4 separate regions of the Homo sapiens genome follow, and all the other regions are linked to region 2. A link is a contact called in ENCODE Hi-C or POLR2A ChIA-PET data. All regions are on one chromosome and are shown on one strand. The core of a region is the stretch at or near the end of the contact, and the rest is flanking DNA. Distances in the headings are between cores, read along the strand shown. Region 1 holds the start of CDYL-AS1 (CDYL antisense RNA 1). Region 2 holds the start of EEF1E1 (eukaryotic translation elongation factor 1 epsilon 1). Region 3 holds the start of PSMG4 (proteasome assembly chaperone 4). Region 4 holds the start of ECI2 (enoyl-CoA delta isomerase 2).

The links. A loop is a pair of places that touch in the nucleus more often than their neighbours do. ChIA-PET counts read pairs that join two places held with the same protein, here RNA polymerase II (POLR2A). Pooled maps may share reads with other maps.
Region 1: a loop to region 2 is called in a map of CD4-positive, alpha-beta T cell, with 6 times the contacts of the local background. The contact joins the promoter of CDYL-AS1 here to the promoter of EEF1E1 in region 2. A Hi-C loop is called at or near these places in 2 of 168 maps with a recorded cell type or tissue (CD4-positive, alpha-beta T cell and naive thymus-derived CD4-positive, alpha-beta T cell), 1 of 37 single-sample maps with no recorded cell type and 7 of 50 pooled maps. POLR2A ChIA-PET finds 5 or more read pairs at or near these places in 1 of 52 experiments (T-cell).
Region 3: a loop to region 2 is called in a map of CD8-positive, alpha-beta T cell, with 23 times the contacts of the local background. The contact joins the promoter of PSMG4 here to the promoter of EEF1E1 in region 2. A Hi-C loop is called at or near these places in 1 of 168 maps with a recorded cell type or tissue (CD8-positive, alpha-beta T cell), 1 of 37 single-sample maps with no recorded cell type and 4 of 50 pooled maps.
Region 4: a loop to region 2 is called in a map of CD4-positive, alpha-beta T cell, with 6 times the contacts of the local background. The contact joins the promoter of ECI2 here to the promoter of EEF1E1 in region 2. A Hi-C loop is called at or near these places in 3 of 168 maps with a recorded cell type or tissue (CD4-positive, alpha-beta T cell, CD4-positive, alpha-beta memory T cell and CD8-positive, alpha-beta T cell) and 9 of 50 pooled maps.

The regions. Positions count from the first base shown.
Region 1 is chr6:4,773,317-4,777,894 of GRCh38, forward strand. CDYL-AS1 (CDYL antisense RNA 1) reads right to left here and starts at 2,110. Exons shown (of 2, transcript NR_183279.1): 1 at 1,956-2,110; 2 at 1,210-1,441. It overlaps CDYL (chromodomain Y like), which reads left to right and starts at 3,088. Exons shown (of 7, transcript NM_004824.4): 1 at 3,088-3,491. The coding sequence starts at 3,468. RefSeq lists an enhancer at 1,779-2,432 and silencers at 2,240-2,869, 2,890-3,439.
Region 2 is chr6:8,099,734-8,104,833 of GRCh38, forward strand. EEF1E1 (eukaryotic translation elongation factor 1 epsilon 1) reads right to left here and starts at 2,815. Exons shown (of 4, transcript NM_004280.5): 1 at 2,702-2,815. The coding sequence starts at 2,788. EEF1E1-BLOC1S5 (EEF1E1-BLOC1S5 readthrough (NMD candidate)) reads right to left here and starts at 2,862. Exons shown (of 7, transcript NR_037618.1): 1 at 2,702-2,862. RefSeq lists silencers at 2,214-2,399, 2,608-2,727, 2,868-3,067.
Region 3 is chr6:3,255,805-3,260,825 of GRCh38, forward strand. It overlaps PSMG4 (proteasome assembly chaperone 4), which reads left to right and starts at 3,143. Exons shown (of 3, transcript NM_001128591.2): 1 at 3,143-3,392. The coding sequence starts at 3,219. RefSeq lists silencers at 2,963-3,212, 3,333-3,452, 3,503-3,602 and an enhancer at 3,723-3,852.
Region 4 is chr6:4,132,425-4,137,024 of GRCh38, forward strand. It overlaps ECI2 (enoyl-CoA delta isomerase 2), which reads right to left and starts at 3,151. Exons shown (of 10, transcript NM_206836.3): 1 at 3,087-3,151; 2 at 1,125-1,287. The coding sequence starts at 3,136. It overlaps ECI2-DT (ECI2 divergent transcript), which reads left to right and starts at 3,648. Exons shown (of 4, transcript NR_103764.1): 1 at 3,648-3,824. RefSeq lists silencers at 3,197-3,336, 3,497-3,706.

The sequences.
Region 1 (4,578 bases), core at 860-3,359, 3.3 Mb before region 2:
AATCTTCCCGGTGTGCTTAGGGGATGTGATTTCACTTTTATTCTTAAGCCACTGAGAAAATAATAGCACCCACACACGTGGTCATGGAAACTACAGAACTTCACTGTTTCATAAAAGGTGGTGGAAATTCCAAGTCATTAAATAATCTTGGGCATATTTACTTCTGCTATGAGTGCTGGTAAAATGTTTATATAAAAAAGTGACGGAGGAAAGCAAAGTTTGCTTAAAAGTAAGACAAATTGAACGAATGAGGTTAAAATATATATGTATATATAAGCAAAATAGCATTCCATAAATCAGTGAGTTTTAAATGGAGGGCAGATGAAAGGAACAAAGTGGACAATTGAGAACTTCCTCAATTTCTCAGTCGCTAGGTGGATACCCATCTCCTTCGCCAGTGGAAGCCAACTGTCAGAGTGGAGAGGTGGTTGGAACTTAGGAGTATGGCTCACTCCTGCTTTGTTTTAGAGGCTACTGGTGGTTACTCTTAATGTTGTAGACTAAGGATAGCAGCATAAACATTCCAGATTGTCAAGATTGAAAAGCTACGTAAATTGACAAAGGTCTATGTAAATTGACATTTTTGAGTTGCCTTTTTGAGGCTATAATTCTTCCCCTTTTTGTTTCCACAATGGGGAAAATCGCCTTACTAGCTCAATATCTGGATATGTTTGTTGTGGATGTCTATGTTCCTTTCTTTCCCTCTCCTGGGCAACAATGGCAGTTTTGGAGACTCCTTGGAGACCACAGTACCATTACGCACATGGTGGAGCCCCTTGTGAATGCCTAAGCTTGTGGATGTTCTGAAGGGGGCAATAATTGGAGTAATGGTCATGGCGAGAAGTGCTTGTATTTGTATTGGTCCATCATTGCATAATAGGCTTATATGTTATATGTATCTATTTCCTATTGAGGATCTCTTTTTTACAGTTGATTTTTCTTGAGGGATTTTAAACTATCACCTGCCAGTATTTGAGCGCTTGCCGAAGTGTGCACTCAATGCTTTGAGATTTCCCAAATGTATAAAATCCTAGTCCTTGCCTTCAAGGAACTTACAACTTTTGTTGATAAATTGGTAAACCTAGAGAGAAGGCAACAATGAAATGCAGCATATAATGGAAATGCTAAGTGAGAGGAAAGAGGCGCTGTTTGGAGGAGGGAGAGGGAATTGGCTGGGCCATCAGGGAAAGAGGCAGAGCTTGAGGCGCCTTGACCAGTTGATGAAGTGGTGGCTTTAATTTGCGATTCTTGTGCAAACATTTGATAATGGGAATTGGATGTGTAGGTATTGGGCTTTCTCGTGGACACTGAAATTCCATTCATTGAACAACACCTTATTTCCTGTATAGAGAATGGTGCTAGGGGCCAGCGTCAAATTTGAAGATGAAGTCTGACTGAAGGTCATCGTTTGGAGTTGGGGTGGGGTGAAGAGTAGACAAACCTTAAAATACAGAGACGAGTGCTGCAGTGAGCACGCGTGAGTGCTTAGGCAGCGCTTGAAGAGGGAGTTACCGATTTGGCCCTGGAAGTCAGGAAGGCTATCCTTTTAAGGTGATCCCTGAGCTGGGAGTTTGTTTCAAACGGTGGGGACCGCAGGTAGAAGCACCGCTTAAGGGGAACGGCGATTCGACTCGCAGTGACTTAAGGGTTGGCGTGGTGCTTGTTCCTGGGCGTGGGGAGGACAGGAAACCGCGGGGTCTGTGAGACGCCCCGTGGTTGTTGAAACGCTGTTGGGGGGCACAAACGAATAGGGCTTTAGGAAGAAAACTGGTGGGAGGAGCCTTGTGGCTCCAAGGTAGGTTAGGAACTGGAGCGAGATGGAGCACGGAGGAGTGAGGCGGCCCGAAGGATGCCCGGGGAGACATGGAGGAACTGGCGAGGGCTTCCCGATGCAGGGCCTGGGGGAGAGGGTGAACTAATGCCTCTGCAGTGCCCCGTGGGGAAGTTCCGCATACTCGGCCAGAGTGATCGGAGTTGGCGGCTGTCTGGGGGAGTTGGGTCAGGAAGCCCCTTCTTTCGCCACCGATGGGGCACGTCCAGGGCCCGGCAGGTGTGCCCTGGCAGTAGATCTTCCCTGGGAAGTGGAGCGCGGGCCAGCCCTCGCTGTTCTGAGCGAGGGCCTGTCGTGTAGTCCACACCGTTCCGCGAAAGGAACCACCATTGACAGCCTCGTTCGATTAGAACCCGGACCTCCCTGGAATCCAGACTCGGTCCCTTCCCAGCTGCGCTTCGGAGGAGGCGGACGCTCCGAGAGGAACCCAGAGGCCTGGCGTGGGGGGAGCTGCGGGCAGAGCGGAGGCAGCCGCGCCCTCGCGCCGCCCTCCGCCGCGCCCGGCTCCCGCCCCCCGGATCCCACCCCCGGCCTGCCGCGGAGCCAGCGTGCCAGCCGGAGCTCGCCGGGCCACCCCGCGGGGCGCGCGGCCCGGGCTCCGGGTCTTGGCGGCGGCCGGTGGGGCGGGCATGGGGTGGGGTGGGTGCTCCACCTGGCCACGCCGCCGGCCCTTCGCGGGCTGGCCCGGCCCCGGACGGGCGGGCGCACGGAGGCCGCCTCTTGGGCTCCTCCTGGAGGGAGGCGCGCGGTAGACGGCGCGGCCGCTGCCGTCGGGGCGGTGGGCTCCAGACGCGGGCCGGCTCGCTCGCATGGTTCCCTGCCCCATCTCGGGTCCGTCGCTGCCCGTCCTGGTGTGCACAACCGCGCTGCGCCTCGAACCTCGAGGTCCAGGTCCCGCCTGCCCTGGGCCGGGCCGCAAGCGCCCACGTCGAGGCGGGCTGGGGGGCGGTGCCGCGGGCCAGGCCGACCCCGCAAGCGGGACTGGGGAAGTCGGAGCCCCGCCCACCACCCCGCCCCCCGCGCTCGCGGCCCCGCCCCCGACTGCCCCGCTCCTCCCCTTCCTGCCGGCTCGCTCCCGGCCCCGCCGGCCGCCCGCCTCGGCCCCGAGCGGAGCCCACTGCTCCCCTCGGCTGCCCCGCCCCGCCGCCGCCCCGCCCCTCCCGCGCGGGCGGCCCGAAAACCCGGAGCGCGGGAGCGCGGCTCCGCAGGGCCGGGCGGCCGCACTGGGCATGCTCAGTAGCCGGGGCAGGTTTTTTGGTCGCAAGTAGGAAGCTTTCTGCACTACACCGGAGAGGGGAGCCGCGATCCGGCCGCGCCGCCCGCACGCCGCCGCGCCCGCCCCAGCCCGCCCGGCCCCGCGGCGGGGCGCGATGAGCCCGAGCGCGAGCCGGCCCGCCGGGGAGTGAGCGCGGGGCGCCCAGGGCGCGTTGCGTAGCTGCTCCTGCGCACAACCCCGCCGCGCCGCCGGCCCGCACTGGCCGCGGAGTGCAAGAGGCTCGTCCGTGCCCAGCGCCCGGCCGGCCGCGGGAGCAGGAAGCGCAGGCCACGCAGGACCCAACTGAAACAAAGTGTCGGCCGCCCGGCGCCGGCGCCCGCCCCGACCCTGCCCCTCCCGCCCGCAACTCCGCCGCCCACCATGGCTTCCGAGGAGCTGTACGAGGTACCTCCCCTCCCCCCGGCCTCGGGCCGCCCCCCGCCCGCCGCCCCTCCCGGCCCGGCCGCGCCGCCCGACGGCCCCGCTCGCCGCCCGCGCCCGCCGCGTCCCCTCCCCCGCCGCGGCCGCAGTTTGCTGGACGGGAAATGTGTGTGAGGGGAGCCCGAGCCTCCGTTCCGAGGGGCCCCGGCCGGGGGGTCCTGAAGTTGCCGGGCGTGGGGTGGGGGGGGGGGTCCCAGCCGTGGGGAAGTGGTGCTGACACAAGTGACTTGCTCGGACTGAGCTCAAAGTGCTCTTGGCGTGGGTCGTGGAAGTGGTGCCTCCGTTGCCGCTCGGCGGGGACCGTGGGCGGTACGGGGGGTGGGGTGTGGGGGGGTTTCTGGATCATTTGATAAAGCATTTGGGAGAGGGTTTTGCCCCTGGTCGGGGGGTGGCGGGGAGAAGACCGGTGCAAACGCTTTCGACTTTGCTGTTCGCCAAAGCGATGCAAAATCTCGCACCGAAAATGCTAAACGTTGACCACATGCTTTAATTAGGTTAGCATTGTGGCCAGAGCCAGGAAATTTAAATTTAACGCTGATACACCGTCATTCATTTGCGCCGCAGCGTTGCAAATGAGAAGGGCATAGCCAGAACTGTAAGTTCTGGTCGATGGGTTTAAACCAGCTTCAAGTTTGAGAGTTACCAATTTGGATCTTTAGACATGTTTTGTATGTCTCCATGTAACTTCTTTTGACGTATTTCAAAGTAGACTTCCTGGGAGTACAGAAGTTTGGAAGGCTTTCTGTTCTTCTGGATAAATGATTCTCTTGTTTCACATGTATTTATAAATAAGTTCCTAAGAGACTTAAAACTTGCGAAGACTCTCTAGACTCACCTTTATGATGCGTTTAGGGACCTGGGTGTTGAGGGACTTAAGGAAGCATCTGTAACAAGTAGAGCCCTGTGGCCCCAGGGATCCTTTCAGTTGTCTTCTCTTATGGGCGTATTATTGCTGTTGGCATAGAATAGAGCTTTGTTGTCTGCGATGTTAGTCTTCTAGCAACTTTTTTGTTGCTTTTTAAGAGCAAGTGTTTGCAGAAGTTCTCAGGAG
Region 2 (5,100 bases), core at 1,565-4,064:
TGAAGCTCCGCCTCAAAAACACACACACACACACACACACACACACACACACACACACAAAAAAAAAACAGAACCCTCTATAATGTTCACACATGATGAAACTGCCTAACAATGCATTTCTTGAAATGTATCCTTGTCTTTAAATAACACGTGACTGTATGTCAATGTGTTGATGTACCATAATTTAAAGAATCAATATCCTAGATAAGGATCTCTGAACTGCTTTCAATTTTTAAACTATGATTGGTAATGTTGCAGAGAATGCCTTATTGCTGGCTCACTGCTGTCAGCTGTCTTCTCAAAAAATGGCTGAATCTTATCACATATGGCCAACCCTTTCCCCATACAAGTAAACAGAAACTTTCACTAGCTGCTAACTGCTAAAATGCTTTAATTAAAATTAAATTAAAAACCACACTCTGAACTCGGAAGTCTTCACAGTTGGGCCTCAAACTGTAATTTGGGGTTTACCTTGCATTGCATCATTCCTCATATTGGTTTACTTACTGCCCTAAACTTCCCAATCCTTCATAATTTATTGGTTTTACACATCTTTCAAAGCATAATCCCTTAAATGCCAGCTCTTCCATGAGTTTATACATCCACTTTTATAGTCAGAATTAACTTCCTTTTTCACACTCCTCAACAGTGTTTTGCTCCATATGGAGTCCTAATTAGGGAAAAGAAGTCAGGTTGAGGGGACCAAGGGAAAGCAAAAAGAGAAGGGCGATAAGCTACAAGTCTGCCTTTCTTCATGGTCCAGGACACAGCCCTTCTGCACAAATAACTCAACAATCTTTCCATGTCCAGCTATCACCGGACCTTCGGCTGATAGAAAACTCAAGTTAGCTCACTGCAACCTTGGTGTTATCAGTACTGCACAAACCCCTCTTCAGCACACAACTGAAGTACTATTCCGTAAAATCCCCAGCCAGCCTTTGTTTCCTTGCAGTTAGCTCCTCTCTTACTAACTTGCCTGTTGCACTCTTGCAACATATTTTCATACTTTCTCTAATAAATCTGCTTTTCTTTACGTACAGCTGTCCTGGTAAATTCTTACCCTGGCGCCACCAGCCCCAGAGAGTTGCTGCTCACCCACGACAGTCCATGAAGTGCTTACTATGTTGTGCTTTAAATTATTTGCTGATGATTGTTTCTCATACTAGATAATACTCATATCTTGGCAATGGTCCCTAAAAAATATAAACTAGGCCAGGCACAGTGGTTCACGCCTGTAATCCCAGCACTTTAGGAGGCCAGGGCATGTGGATCACCTGAGGTCACCAGTTCAAGACCAGCCTGGCCAACATGGTGCAACCCGGTCTCTACTAAAAATACAAAAATTAGCTGAGCGTGGTGGCGAACACCTGTAACCCCAGCTACTTGGGAGGCTGAAGCAGAAGAATCGCTTGAACCCGGGAGGCAGAGGTTGCAGTGATCCGAGATCATGCCATGGCACTACAGCCTGGGCGACACAGTGAGACTTTGTCTCAAAAAAAAAAAAAAAAAAATATATATATATATATATATATATATATATATATATATATGGCACTCTTCCAATTTAAACGGTTGCAATGTTTGTCCACTCGGCCATATATATTATATTTATACTACATATATATTATATAATATATACACTAAGCTAGGGAGTAGGGGCCGAAGGGACGGAATTATCACTGGGGCAGAGGAAACACCAAAAGAAGGCCACTTTGGCTCCAACGCCTACTCTGCCACCAATCACAGGGCTGATCTTAGGCTGAACACTTAACCTTTCTAGGCTTCAGGTTAACTTAAATAAAAACTATACTACTACTTTCTAGACAAGATCTTCACATGGACCAAATGAAGAAGAGAAAAAATTAAAGACAAAAACCAAACATCATTTGGAAAAAATCTCAAAGGAGCAAAAAAAACATATATCCAAAGTAGTCTTCCTACAACCAATTTCCTTCTCTAATACATTCCTTCTACGACAAACAACTATAAAACACAAACGTTCTAACAGTGCCTAACCAGGCAATCTCATACCTTGTGATGTTTCCCGCATTCACTGTGGGTCGTAACACTTAAACTGATAATCCAAGGCTTTAGAAACGCCTTCCCCGAATCCCCTAGATTGGGCCAAGACTCCTTAGGTGTTCTCTCTGCCATTTATGGTGCAACGTGGCACTCTTCCAATTTAAATGGTTGCAATGTTTGTCCACCTGGCCAAAAAGCAAGCTGCCTGAGAGGAGGAAGCATGTTCCCCTAAATCATCATTGTATTCCCCAGACCCAGCACGGTGCTACCTGGCACCCTGTTAGCTATAACGGAGTCGCTGCGCAATAACTGAATGAAAGGTGCGATTACGGGAAAAAAAAAAAAGCCAGTTACTGAATACATTCCAGGTTGGTCTAAGAGCCCTGTGAGGACCCTCCTCCAACTGGTTTTGTTTCCTCATAATGGGATGATGACAATTTCCCAGGAGGTGAAGTTCAGGCCAAGCCCAACCTGAGCTGGTTAACCCCTCCCTCCAGGAGGTAGGATGGCAGGGGCCGAGGCCCAGAGGCGCCAGCCGGCTAGCGGCGCAGACACGTGGGGAGCTGGGTAGCAGCATCCTCACTCCGCCCGTATCTGGTGGCCGGCCCGGGTCCTGCCAGGGCTCGGCAGGCCCCGCTCCCGTCCACCTCTTCCCCTCCGCGCCGCCTCTCCTTCTCACCTGTCGCTCGCCCTGAGCACTGTATTTATTCCCCTTACTCAGTCCCAGGGACTTCTCCAGTAGCGACAACTCTGCGGCCGCCGCCATCTTCCGGCCGTAGCTCCTGGCAGACGCGAGACCTGCAGAACAAGAACCTCCCGCATTGGTGGAAACAGAAGTCCCACTCCTGCAAACTTCAGCGGCGATTGGCTGAACGGAAGGGGCGTGGAGAGCGCGCGCCAAAGCACAGGAGGCGGGGCCGGTGGAAGGGGCGGGGCTGAGGGCGGGGTGTGAGACAGGTGGAGAAGTGATGGTAAATTTCCACTCGAACTGTTGGGGAGCTAGTTACTGGTAGAAAGGCCCCAAGGCCGGGCTTCGGTGGCTGCAGTAGACTGGATCTGGATCTCTAAATGGCAATCTATTGACATGGCTGCCAGCGGTAACTCGTTAACTCATTTGCTAGTCTAAGAGAATTTATATATGATGGGAACTGAAATTTGCCTTAGTTTGGTTCAGGAATCTGTAAATTTGAACAATCAAATTGAATAGCAAAAAGTTCACAGTCCATTAGGAGTTTCTAACGTGTAGCATAATTCATGAGGATTTTAATTGTGTTGTAGTGGTGAATTCGAAAAACTGGTTTTTCTACTGTTGATCTACAGCTCAACACTAGCAGTAGAATTATACATTTAAAGATTATTCACAGAACACGGAGTATGTCAGATAGGGGTCAAATAATTACAGCTCAAGGAAATAAGCCATTAATGGCATTAATGATCTTTTTTTGCAGTACCAGAAGGCTGGTTACATAATTTATGAAGTTTTGGTATATAAATAAACAAGGTGCATAACTTTGCCCCACTAACTTGCTACATTCTTGTATCTTCAAAAAAGAAAGAAAGGAAGAAAGAAAGAAAATTAGTAGTATATGTTGAATATTTCCAAAAGATTTGTGAAAATACAAAATATTTTCCACTTTGAAGAATGAATAAACAAAGTGTGTATTAGTCTGAGAGAAATAGAACAATCCTACAAGGTAACTCATCATTGAATCAGAAATATCAAAGTTTAGTGGGGAATGTTGTTACTGTGTTACACCTTCCCTATCCCAGAATACTTAATGAGTTTACTCTGTCAGCAGAAGTAAACATAAGGAAAAGAAACTTTTGCCAAATCAACATAACAAAATACAAAAGAAATTTCAGTATAAGTGGATTGTTAGGCACTAAATTATCTGTTTTACTTTCCATATTCAGATAATGGAATGACTATTCTACTACTTTTTAAAAGACCAACCCTCTAAGATAATTCACATATCCATTTTCAGGGTTTAGGTACACTTTTTGCTTGTAATAAAACATTTTTTAAAAAAATTAACATTTATCCAATGCCAATGGGTGGTATATTGAAAATAAGGTTTGGCCTTTGCATAATTATAGAAATATCAAATTAAAAAAGAAATCCCTAAAAAACTGAAAGCAGAACAAAGCATATTGTACATCAAATTGATGACATCATCACCCAGTGTGGACCTCTTTTAAGTGACTTTATAGCACAGTCATTTAATTGTATACTCTTAGTAAGATATGCTTTAAGGACAAAATTCATGAAAACCTGTTTTTGGTTCTTTTTGTTTGTTGGTTTGGTTAGCATCTTGGCAGTGTCAGCATTGGTATGGTGCTGTATATGTACTGTGGAATAAAGCAAAGATGCAATCATGTGGTGTTGCTGGAAAGTTGGGTGTTTGGTGTTGCCCAAAAGAGGAGTTGTAAGGTAGATGAGGTTAAATCAAAACTTTCTGGTCCTGAATTTGAATTGTAATATCAATATGAACTTATGACGCTTTTATCTTAAGGAAAATGAAAAGTATTTCCTACCTAGCTCTGTTTACTTAAAAGGCCTAGAAACAAGGACAACTCAGTAGCAATGAGCACCCCAGCACCCAGATTCTGGTTTCAAATACTATTTCCCACAAAAAGAAATGGGGGCTCTTTGGAGACCGGCTGAATCCAAACCTTGCGGGGAGATCAGTCTGGACCATCTAGTTATAGTAGAAAGAAAAGAAAGTATCTAAGAGTAATGAGGGGAGTCAAAGGGTAGGATCAGATCACTTGAGGGTCAATAATAGTCATTACAAGCTGAGAGTCGATAAGAATAATTGCAATGAATTGAAACATGTTGAATATGTTTAAGTCTATGAGTTCATAATGATACTAAAAAAAAAACAAGAACAAAATCAAAATAACCCTCATTCGTTACCTTTGGAGGATACTAGAGATCCAATTCATTATTTTGAAAAAGGATAAAGAAAACACATGAAGAAACCAATATATTTTTTCATGATTATCCTATGTAAACTGTATCTCAGGGAAACTAAACTCTAATGAGGAAAAATGTCTTTATAGAATTCTAACTAATAA
Region 3 (5,021 bases), core at 1,893-4,392, 4.8 Mb before region 2:
GCAGAGATTAGAATTGTGGGCAAAACTGTAAATGAATGTCGTCCATCTCACGTGAATGCAAATTGTTTTGTCTTCCTCTTTCCTGATTGGGATAGAAAACACATTTGCTGCATCCTTGGTCACGTACCATGTACCTATGGCATTATCACACCACTCTAGCAAAGATTCCACATCTGCTATGGCAGCCACAATGGGGATTGCTTCTTGGTTGGGTTTATAGAAGTCAATTGCCATCTTCCAGGACTTGACTGAATTAAATAGCAATATGAAGTCTACCACCACTGCATCCTTTGGCTCCTGAAGGGTGGCACAAATTTTCACCATCCTCCCCAGGATGGAATACTGTTTTTGACATGCTTGCTTGGCTGGGGGAAGGGCAATAATTCTAGAAGCTTCCACTTGGTTTTCTCCACTATGATAGCTCCTACCCTATAGGGCACAGATCCAATGTGGGTGCTGGGCTAATTTCTAGGTATATATATCCCAGTTATACATTTGAGGACCAGGGAAATGACCCCTGATGGGTCCACAGACCCAGTGGACCTTTGGCGAGGACTCCCTTTATTTTCTGTTCCTGTATGGATGGTTCCCCACTCGAGAAGGACTGTGATGACACTTCAGTTTCCCCAGATCTCAATTCCAGCTCTAACCCTTCAAATGTTGCATCTTCCTCCTCCTGTGATGTGTGGCCAGCCACTCGGTCATTTGGGGAACGGCTGGGGCGATTGTTACGGCACATGGTGGTGCCGGGGACCTGGTCACCTCTCCAGTTGTTGGGTTCCAGGCCCAGGCATCATAATGTTTTTGGGGGGTGACAACATTCAGCCGCCTGACCATCCATTCTTGATTTCTTTTGATAGTGTAAGGTGAATACCGCCCTTGCAGTAGGCAGGGTGGGCTGACTCCCTGGGCACTCTGGAGCCAAAATGGCCCATCAGAGTTGTGAGTTGTTCTGCACTGGGGCAAACTGGCCTGGCTTTCATAGTCTGCCTCCATCAGTTATTGTATGTGGGCTGCCACGGGGAGGGTGTGCAGACTCTAGAGGAGGCCGTGGCAGAAGGTAGGATTTGTAGCAGTTGGGACAAGTTTTTTTTGAAGTGGACCTAGGTGGCACATGCAGGCTCTTTGGAGACGCATCACAGATAATGAGGGGGGTTCCTGAGGACGTGAAAGGACAGGGTCAGAGCACAGGTGGATGGATTGACCTTCTGTACAAGGAGGGACATCTTTATCTTTCACTGTCACAGAGTGAGCAGAAGGAAAGATAGGGTCCAATGAAGATAAGCATTTTAGGAGAGGGACAAGGAGCTGGGAAAATCTGGCTTTGTCACCTCTATTTTCTGCATAACATCAGAAGCAAGGGCATCTGCTGAACTTGGGTTTGGGTCAGCTCAGGGTTTGGGGAGCATAGTCAAGGGGAGTGAGAGAGGACGCTGTCTAGGGACTGCAGGGCAGTGTTCCAGGGCCGCTGATGTTGGGCATGACTGGCTGTGACCCTCTGCCTGTGTGTTTCCCGAGCAGTGACAGCAAAGCTGGAGAGAGAGAGGAGCATTGAGGTTTTGAGACATGTATAACCAGTGAAACCATCATTACAATCCAGATTGAGAAATTTGCCATGCCAGCCAGGCCTTGAACTCTCCACCGGTCGGTAACTTTGTTTCCTTAATCTTTGGGTCCTCCTAGCTGATTGAAGGGCCTCAAATCACAAAGTAAAGGGATAAAACAATTATGGTGTAGCCATACAATGGAACACTGCTTAGTAATACAAAGACACAAGCCATTGACACACAAGCAGATGAACCCAAGATAATTATGATGAAGGAAAGAAGCTGGACAAAAAACAGTACATACTGTGTGATTCCACTGATACAAAACTCTGGAAAATGCAGACTAATCTGTGTGGCAGGAAGCAGATCAGTGGTTGGGGGCAGGAGTCATTACTGAGGGCAGGAGGGAGTACTGGACGCGTTCACTTTGTGGATTGTGATGATGATTTCACTGGCTATAACGTGTCAAGACTTCAATTTGTACACTATATATGTGCAGTTATTGTATGTTAATCACATTTTAATAAAGCTGTTAAAATATTGACCTGAAAATTAACTGTATTATTGAATCATCGATAATTAGCAAATAGAACTATGGAAAATGCCCTCTTAAATTTCAATTTAGTCAACTTAGATCTATTAGAGATTTTTAAAGCAGACCTTTTATAGTTCCAAGTTAAATCTCTAAAGTCAGTTGTAACAGAATCTGACAAAATGGGCTGTTTTCTTTTACCACCTTCTCTCTTAACCCATCAAGGCTTCCTTTTCTCAACTCTGTAATGTCCTGAAGTGTTCAAGGGGTCTCCCCATAGGTATGACAATGGGATGATTGGATGATTGTTGGTGCTTCCCATTAATCTCTCTTGAGATCCTTTCCACGTCTCCGAAAGGCACCTGTTCTTATTTGCATTTTGCAGATGAGGAAACTGAGTCTCAGAGAGGTTAAGGGGGTAGCCCGAGGCCATGTACATGACTGCAGCTTGGGACTCGGCGTCCAAAAGGGTGCCTGCCCATCCTCCTGCCAACTTAGTTGACACAATTTTCCTTTCTAAAGGCTTTCTCCCAATACCGTTGCCATTCTTAATTAGGGCTGGGTGCCGTCGAAGCCTCCTTGGAGTTAAAGGGCTGCTAGGAGGAGGAGGTGGGACGGGAGGTGGCCGTTCTCAGAGTGCTTGAAGAACTAATTAAAAATCAGTCTTTTTAAATTTTTAATTAAATTAATGTCTGTAGGGCGAAGTGTCACGGCCTGGGAGGACGGTGCGGCTGGCTTCAGCCCTTGAATGCCCCGCGTCAGTAATAATTAGGGGGTGGGGGGAAACAAAGCGAGGGTGAGTTCTGCTGGGCGCCCGTGGACTCCTAGAGGTCACTGTCGCACTCTGCTACTCAAGTGGGTTTCCCCAGCCCGTCCAGAGAGGTACTGGTGTGCGGGAGAGGCCAGCAAGACAACCAGGGACAGCTACTCCGCCCAGGGCCGGCAGCCGCCCCGCCTCGACCACGCCCCCAACCCAAGCCCGGGATCGCCCCTCCCCGACCACGCCCCTCACCCCCGCCCTTCCGGGGCCGAAAGCGAAAGCGCGCTCGGTCTCTCGGTGCTCGCTCCATCGGGTCTGGCGGGGCTGGCAGCGGCGAGGACCCGGGTCTGGCGCTGTGGGCCGGGAGCCGTGGGGCGGCATGGAGGGGCTGGTTGTCGCCGCCGGCGGGGACGTCTCCCTGCACAACTTCAGCGCGAGGCTGTGGGAGCAGCTGGTCCACTTCCACGTCATGCGGCTGACGGACTCGCTGTTCCTGTGGGTGGGGGCCACGCCGCACCTGCGCAACCTCGCCGTGGCCATGTGCAGCCGCTACGTGAGTGCCTGGCGGCCGAGGGTGCGGGCGGCGGGGCGGGGGCGCGGGGGCGCCGGGCCTGCGCGAGCTGCAGCCCCCCAGGCTTCTCTTGGGTCCACAGGGCGCCCTACTCCCCCGAAGCCCACCCGTGGGATGTCTTAGGAAGCCCGCGGGCGCCAGGGCCTGCACCACCTCGGGAGCTGCGCGCGGGCCCCGGGCCCCTCTCCTTGTCCCGCCGCCCCGCAGCTGCGTCCCGCACTGGTCTCTGTAGGTCAGAATGTCTTGGGTCTGTCCTCGCCACACGCTCGCTGGGGGACGCGTCTGCCTCGTAGCTCTCCTGCCATCTGGATTTTGAGCACACTGATAATTTTTTGGGGACTCTTGCGTCTCCACTGGATGTCTCAGGCATTTCGCACTAGGCACACATCAGGCTCTCTTCTCCAAACCTGCTCCCTCCTCCGCCTGACTGGCGCTGTGATGGCAGCTCCATCTTCCTGGCTGTGCGTTCAGAGCCTCGCAGTTGTCTTTGATTCCTCTTTCTTCACACTCCACGTGCTGAGTCCCTAGGCACTGCCGCCAGTCAAAGCAGACAAAACCCAAGCCGCCCTCACCTTCACCCTGCCGCGCTGGGCCAAGCCTGGGACATTATCATTTCCCCTCCTCTCCCGCCTTTCCGGCTTTGCGTGTCGCCGCCTGGTTTCTCCTGGTTTCCTGAGGCAGCTGTAAGAAAGTGCCACAGACCGCGTGGCTTAAAACAACAGAGGTTTATTCTCAAAGATCTGTAGACAAGGTCTCTCACTGTCACCCAGGCTGGGGTACAGTGTCATTATTATAGCTCACTGTCACCTCAAACTCCTGGGCTTAAGTGATCCTCCTTCCTCAGCCTCCCGAGTAGCTAGGACTACAGACATGTGCCACCATACCTGGCTAATTGTGTTTTTTTGTAGAGATGGGGGTCTCACTATTTTGCCCAGGCTGTTCTTGAACTCCTGGCCTCAAGTGATGATCCTCCTTCCTCAGTGAGCCCGACTCTTCTCATAAGGACATCAGTAATGTTGGATTAAGGGCCCATCCTACTCCAGTATAACCTTGTCTTAAATTGTATATATATATATATTTTTTTTTTTTTTTTTTGAAGCAAAGTCTTGCTCTGTCGCCCAGGCTGGAGTGCAATGGCGTGATCTTGGCTTACTGCAACCTCCGCCTCCCAGGTTCAAGCAGTTCTGCCTCACCCTCCTGAGTAGCTGGGATTACAGGTGTGAGCCATCACGCCGGGCTAATTTTTGTAGTTTCAGTAGAGCTGAGGTTTCATTATGTTGGCCAGGCTGATCTCGAAATTCTGACCTCGTGATCCGCCTGCCTCGGCCTCCCAAAGGCAAGCAAGTCCCTTTGGAAGTAAAGAATCTTTATGCTAATCTTTATCCTAAAGTGCCGGGATTATAGGCGTTAGCCGCCGCGCCTGGTCTAAATTACATCTTATTTACATCTGCAGAGACCCTGTTTACAAACAAGGTCACATTCATAGGTACCCAGAGGTTAGGACTTCAACATATTTTTTGGGGAGACACAATTCAGGCCACAACACTGCCTTGTAACCAGGGCAACAGAATGATAGTTTTAAGACTGAAGTTGGATATTTTCATTTCTCTG
Region 4 (4,600 bases), core at 1,901-4,400, 4.0 Mb before region 2:
GGCAAATAAAGACTCCTACCAGTCATTAGAGATTCACTTCCCAGAAGCTGAGGGCAAAGCCACACCTCTTCTGGGGCAAGGTTAAATTTTTTACTATACACACCCATATGAAAGAGAAGCTCATACCCATCATAGGACAGAAAAATAGATAACACAGGAGCCCAGAGAGGCAGACATGCCAGGGAAGTCTTTGGCATTGAAACTTAAGAGCTTTAGTTTTTAAATTTTGTTATAAAAATTTCCAAACATACCAAAGTAGAATACTATAATGAATTCCCAATACCCATCATCCAGGTTCAACAATTATCAAACTGCCTTACTTGCTTCATCTCTCTCTCTCTTTATTTTCTTTCGTTTTTGGACAGAGTCTCGCTCTGTCACTCAGGCTGGAGTGCAGTGGCGCAATCTTGGCTCATTGCAACCTGCACCTCACAGGTTCAAACGATTCTCCTGCCTCAGCTTCCCAAGTAGCTGGGATTACAGGTGTGCGCCACCAGTCCAGCTCATTTTTGAGTTTTTAGTAGAGATGAGGTTTCACCATGTTGGCCAGGCTGGTCTCAAACTCCTGACCTTAAGGGATCTGCCCGCCTCAGCCTCCCAAAGTGCTGGGATTACAGGCGTGAGCCACCATGCCTGGCCTCATCTATCCTTTTCTTTTTGTGCTTAGAGAACTTCAACTATCCATGCTATTTCACCCCTATATCCTTAGTACACTTTTCTTAAAAATATCAACATTTTCTTATATAACCTTGACACCATTAACGATGATTTCTAGGTATCTTCTAACACTCTGTCCTTACTCAAAACTTCCCCAATTGTCTTAAAAATACCTTTTTCAGTTGATTTATTCTAATCAAGAGCTAAGTAAGGTCTACAAATGTGAATATTATATCTCGTAAGTCTCTTTTACTCGTGTGACACTGAGGCACTTTGTGCCTTAATAGTATTTCAAGGTCTAATATAAAAAACTGGCATATATATATATACACACACACACTCTTCAGAGAAGAGGGAGCAAGACAAACCAAAATGTTAAGGCCACATTTTAGTAAACACACAGTGTATTTATTTAAGAAGTCATTTGCCCAAAATTCTTTAAATAACGTTCGACCGTAGGCATTTACCTGCTTATATAGCGCGTAGAGTTTTAGCTTCACTTCGTTTCCTGGATCCTTTTTCAAGAGTTTCACTTGATTCATTGAATTTTCAAAGTCCTTCTGACTGGCTCTCATTGCTGTTCTATTCATGTGCAGCTGAACTACCGGGAAACTAGTGACCTGCAGAGAACTACAATTAGGCAGACTGATTTCTATTTGTTCCCAACCCTCACATTTCTGCAGCCTGATTTCTAATTGTTCCCAGCCTATACATAACAAAATGCCATGTTTGTCTATAGATATTTTCTTTATACTTGCCTCAGCAAACTGGCTGCAAATAATTGGCTGTAAGGATTCCAAGATAATAAGTCAATACAGAAGCTAACAGTAGTAACTTTAAATAAAAGGAAAAGTAACCATCCAGGGAGGTATCTGTAAGCAACTAAAGATAAAAGCAGCCAGAACAGGAATGACCATGTAAATTTTGCCAAAGGCAAGAAGTGAAGTGCATGCAAGACAGTGGACAGCAGGAAACCAAAAGGCTAAAGTGCACAGAATTTAGTGAAGTGTCCCAAAGTCCTGAAACAGCCTCTGCACTCACTGATAAGCCATAAGCTATATCAGGTCAATTCTTGCCTCTTTGCTGGCGAAGCTGGTGTTCCAACATACACACAGGTGGAAGGAGGGGAGAATGGATGTGAACATACAAGAAATATTCAAAAGAACACACGAGCAGTTGCTGGCATTCCAGATAGAGCCACAGCCTTCTCAGCAGATGGGAGGGAATCTACCTGCAGTGGAAGGGAGTCAGTGAAGGGGGCTCAGCAGGCGTGCCCCTTTCTATGGGTATGTTTAACCAGCCAGCCAGGAACAGAGCAGAAACAGCAACCACCGCGGGGGTGATCAGCACGTTTTTAAGCACACATAGTGAGCGGGGGTGGGGTGGCAAACTTGAATGCACAGGACTCAGGCCACAAGCTAAAAATGGAGTTCACGACGATGACACTGAATAATAGAGTTAATGGCAAAAAAGATGATTAAAATAATACAGGTTACAAAGCCCAAACCTAACACACAAACACAATTATGTAACTCGAAAATGGTGCAATGAACTCTAGGTTCAAACTTTGGACTATTAGTAACTGATTCAGTAAGATCAGCCTAGAGTAAGTTTTACATTAAAATGATTTTCTGTAAAGGGAAAAACTGCATCTTATATGGCAAATTCCACGTAGAAAACGAAAGAAAAATTTAAAATATCCACAGAAAGCCGAAATGTACAAGTTTCCACAAAATGTGGAACAAATTTATTTTTAAATAAAGCGTGAGTTTTAAAAACAAATAGCAAAAACACGACCATTTAAGAAAATACATAAAGTCGGGAAAATCACTCATAATTCTACCACTTCAAGGCCACCACCGTGTTTCGGTTTTGTTCCCTATGCACAGATTCGTGCGGGTTCCCGGGACCCCAGGGAGGTGCAGCGTGCTTCTTAGCCGTTACTCTGTACCCGGCCATTTCACTTTATAGCATACGTGTTCTCCAAGAAGCAGAGTGTTAAGTCCACACGAGTGATAACGGCTTGCGTTTACCTCGCTTTTAGCAAGCGACGCTTTGCACCCCAGAAGCAGCCCGGCTGGGAAGTGCAGGCCCGGGTGCTCAGCTGGGGCGGCTCACCCGCCCGGAGTCCGGCCCCAGGAGGATGGGAGCGTGCGCGGAGGCAGGCGGAGACCTTGGGGACTGCTGACAGGGAACCATAGCCCTGACCTCCCGACGCGCCCATCCTGACCACTCCGGGCCCAGCGGTGCAGGAGGGCGCGCGTGAGGTCGTCACTTTTTAGCACTACCTCACCGGAAAACCAGCAAAGCAAAATCCTGTTGCCACCTAGACAATAGGGAAGGAGGGTCTTCCAACGGCGGCGACCTTCGCCTGGACAGCGGTATCCTGCGGGCGACCATGGGCCGAACGGCCGGGACTCCAAGCTTACCTCGGACACGAACGCCGCGCCAGTCTCCAAGCCAAGTACGCCATCGCCATCCCTTGGGCGGCTCTAGGGCTGCGGGGGCTCGGGGGTGGGGCCGGGTCTCGGGGGCGGGGCCTAGCTCGGTCTGCGGGGGCTCGGGGGTGGGGCCGGGTCTCGGGGGTGGAGCCGGGACTCGGGGGCGGGGCCTAGGCTCCCGGGCTGCGGGGGCTCGGGGGTGGGGCCGGGGCTTGGGTGCGGGGCGGGGCCGAGAGCAGAGCCCAGGCAGGAGCCTGGGGCATGGGCGGGGCCAGGGTTGGGGCGGGGCCAGGCTGAGAGCGTAGCCACGCCGCATTCGCCATCGCTAGCCCGTGGCCTCCTCTGGGGCTGCGGGGGCTCGGGGGTGGGGCCGGGGGGGTCGGTGCGTGGGCGGGGCGGGAGCTCTAGGCGGTTAGGAGTCGGGGCTCAGATGCGGGGGCGGGGCCGGAGCGAGGCCGGGTATCACCCGGGAGTGGAGGAAGTGCGGGGGGTTCGCGGCGCGGGGAGGGTGATCCCGGGAGGACTTGCGCGGCGCGTGGGGCGGGGCACAGATGCTCCCCGGCCTGGCTCCGAGTAACTGCGAGCTGGAGGCGCGGCTGCTCTCTCGGGCGGACCTCAGCTCTGCGAACCCTGTGGCTGCCGGAGCACTGAGCGCCCTGCCCGGAGTCCCGCGGAGCCTGGCGAGGAGGGGTCGCTGCATCCCGAGGGCCAGCCCTGAGCCGGGAGGTGGGGTAACAATTGAGGGCGTATGCTTAAAAGCTGCTAGGTCATGCATCCCCAAATCGAAGGTTTGCAGACCTGGTAGGACGCCTGGGGGTCAGAAGTGATTTTTGGAGTACCCAAGTTTTTAGTGTCAGTGAAGAGTTTGTGGATATTTTTGAGTTCTGCTGAGGCATTTGCAAAGTATTTTCTTTGGGGAAGAATTCTTAAGAGTTGGAAGGGCCTTGGCTGTGTCACCTTGTCCAGTTCCCAGAGAACCAAAAAACAAAACAGAACAAAACGAAACAAAACCACCCCTCTAAATTCTGTGCCCAAGTTGTCCCATCCAAGCATGCCTAGGAGTTTTAGATTTATGTAGCTGACACCTGTGGACTACCTATAGTGAGCCAGGCTAATTGTAAGTCTTTGGACAACCCTGTAAGGAAAATGATATTGCCCTGTTGAGCTGATGTGGAAATTGCCCTGTTGAGCATATTGCCCTGTTGAGCTGATGTGGAAACTGAGACCCAGAAAGATTAATCAGGTGAATTCCCCAAAGACAGGAGGCTTGCAGGTGGGCAGAGTCCAAGTCTCAAGTAACTTTATCATTAAGTTTCATCAGGTAGATCTGGGTAATAGTGTAGATGGGGCAACACCAAAAGTCAAATAGAACAATTTGGGCTTATCCCAAAGAGATTTTTTTTTTTTTGAGATGGAGTTTCCGTCTTGTTGCGTAGGCTGGAGTGCACTGGCACAATCTCGGCTCACTGCAACCTCCACCTCCTGGGTTCAAGTGATTCTCC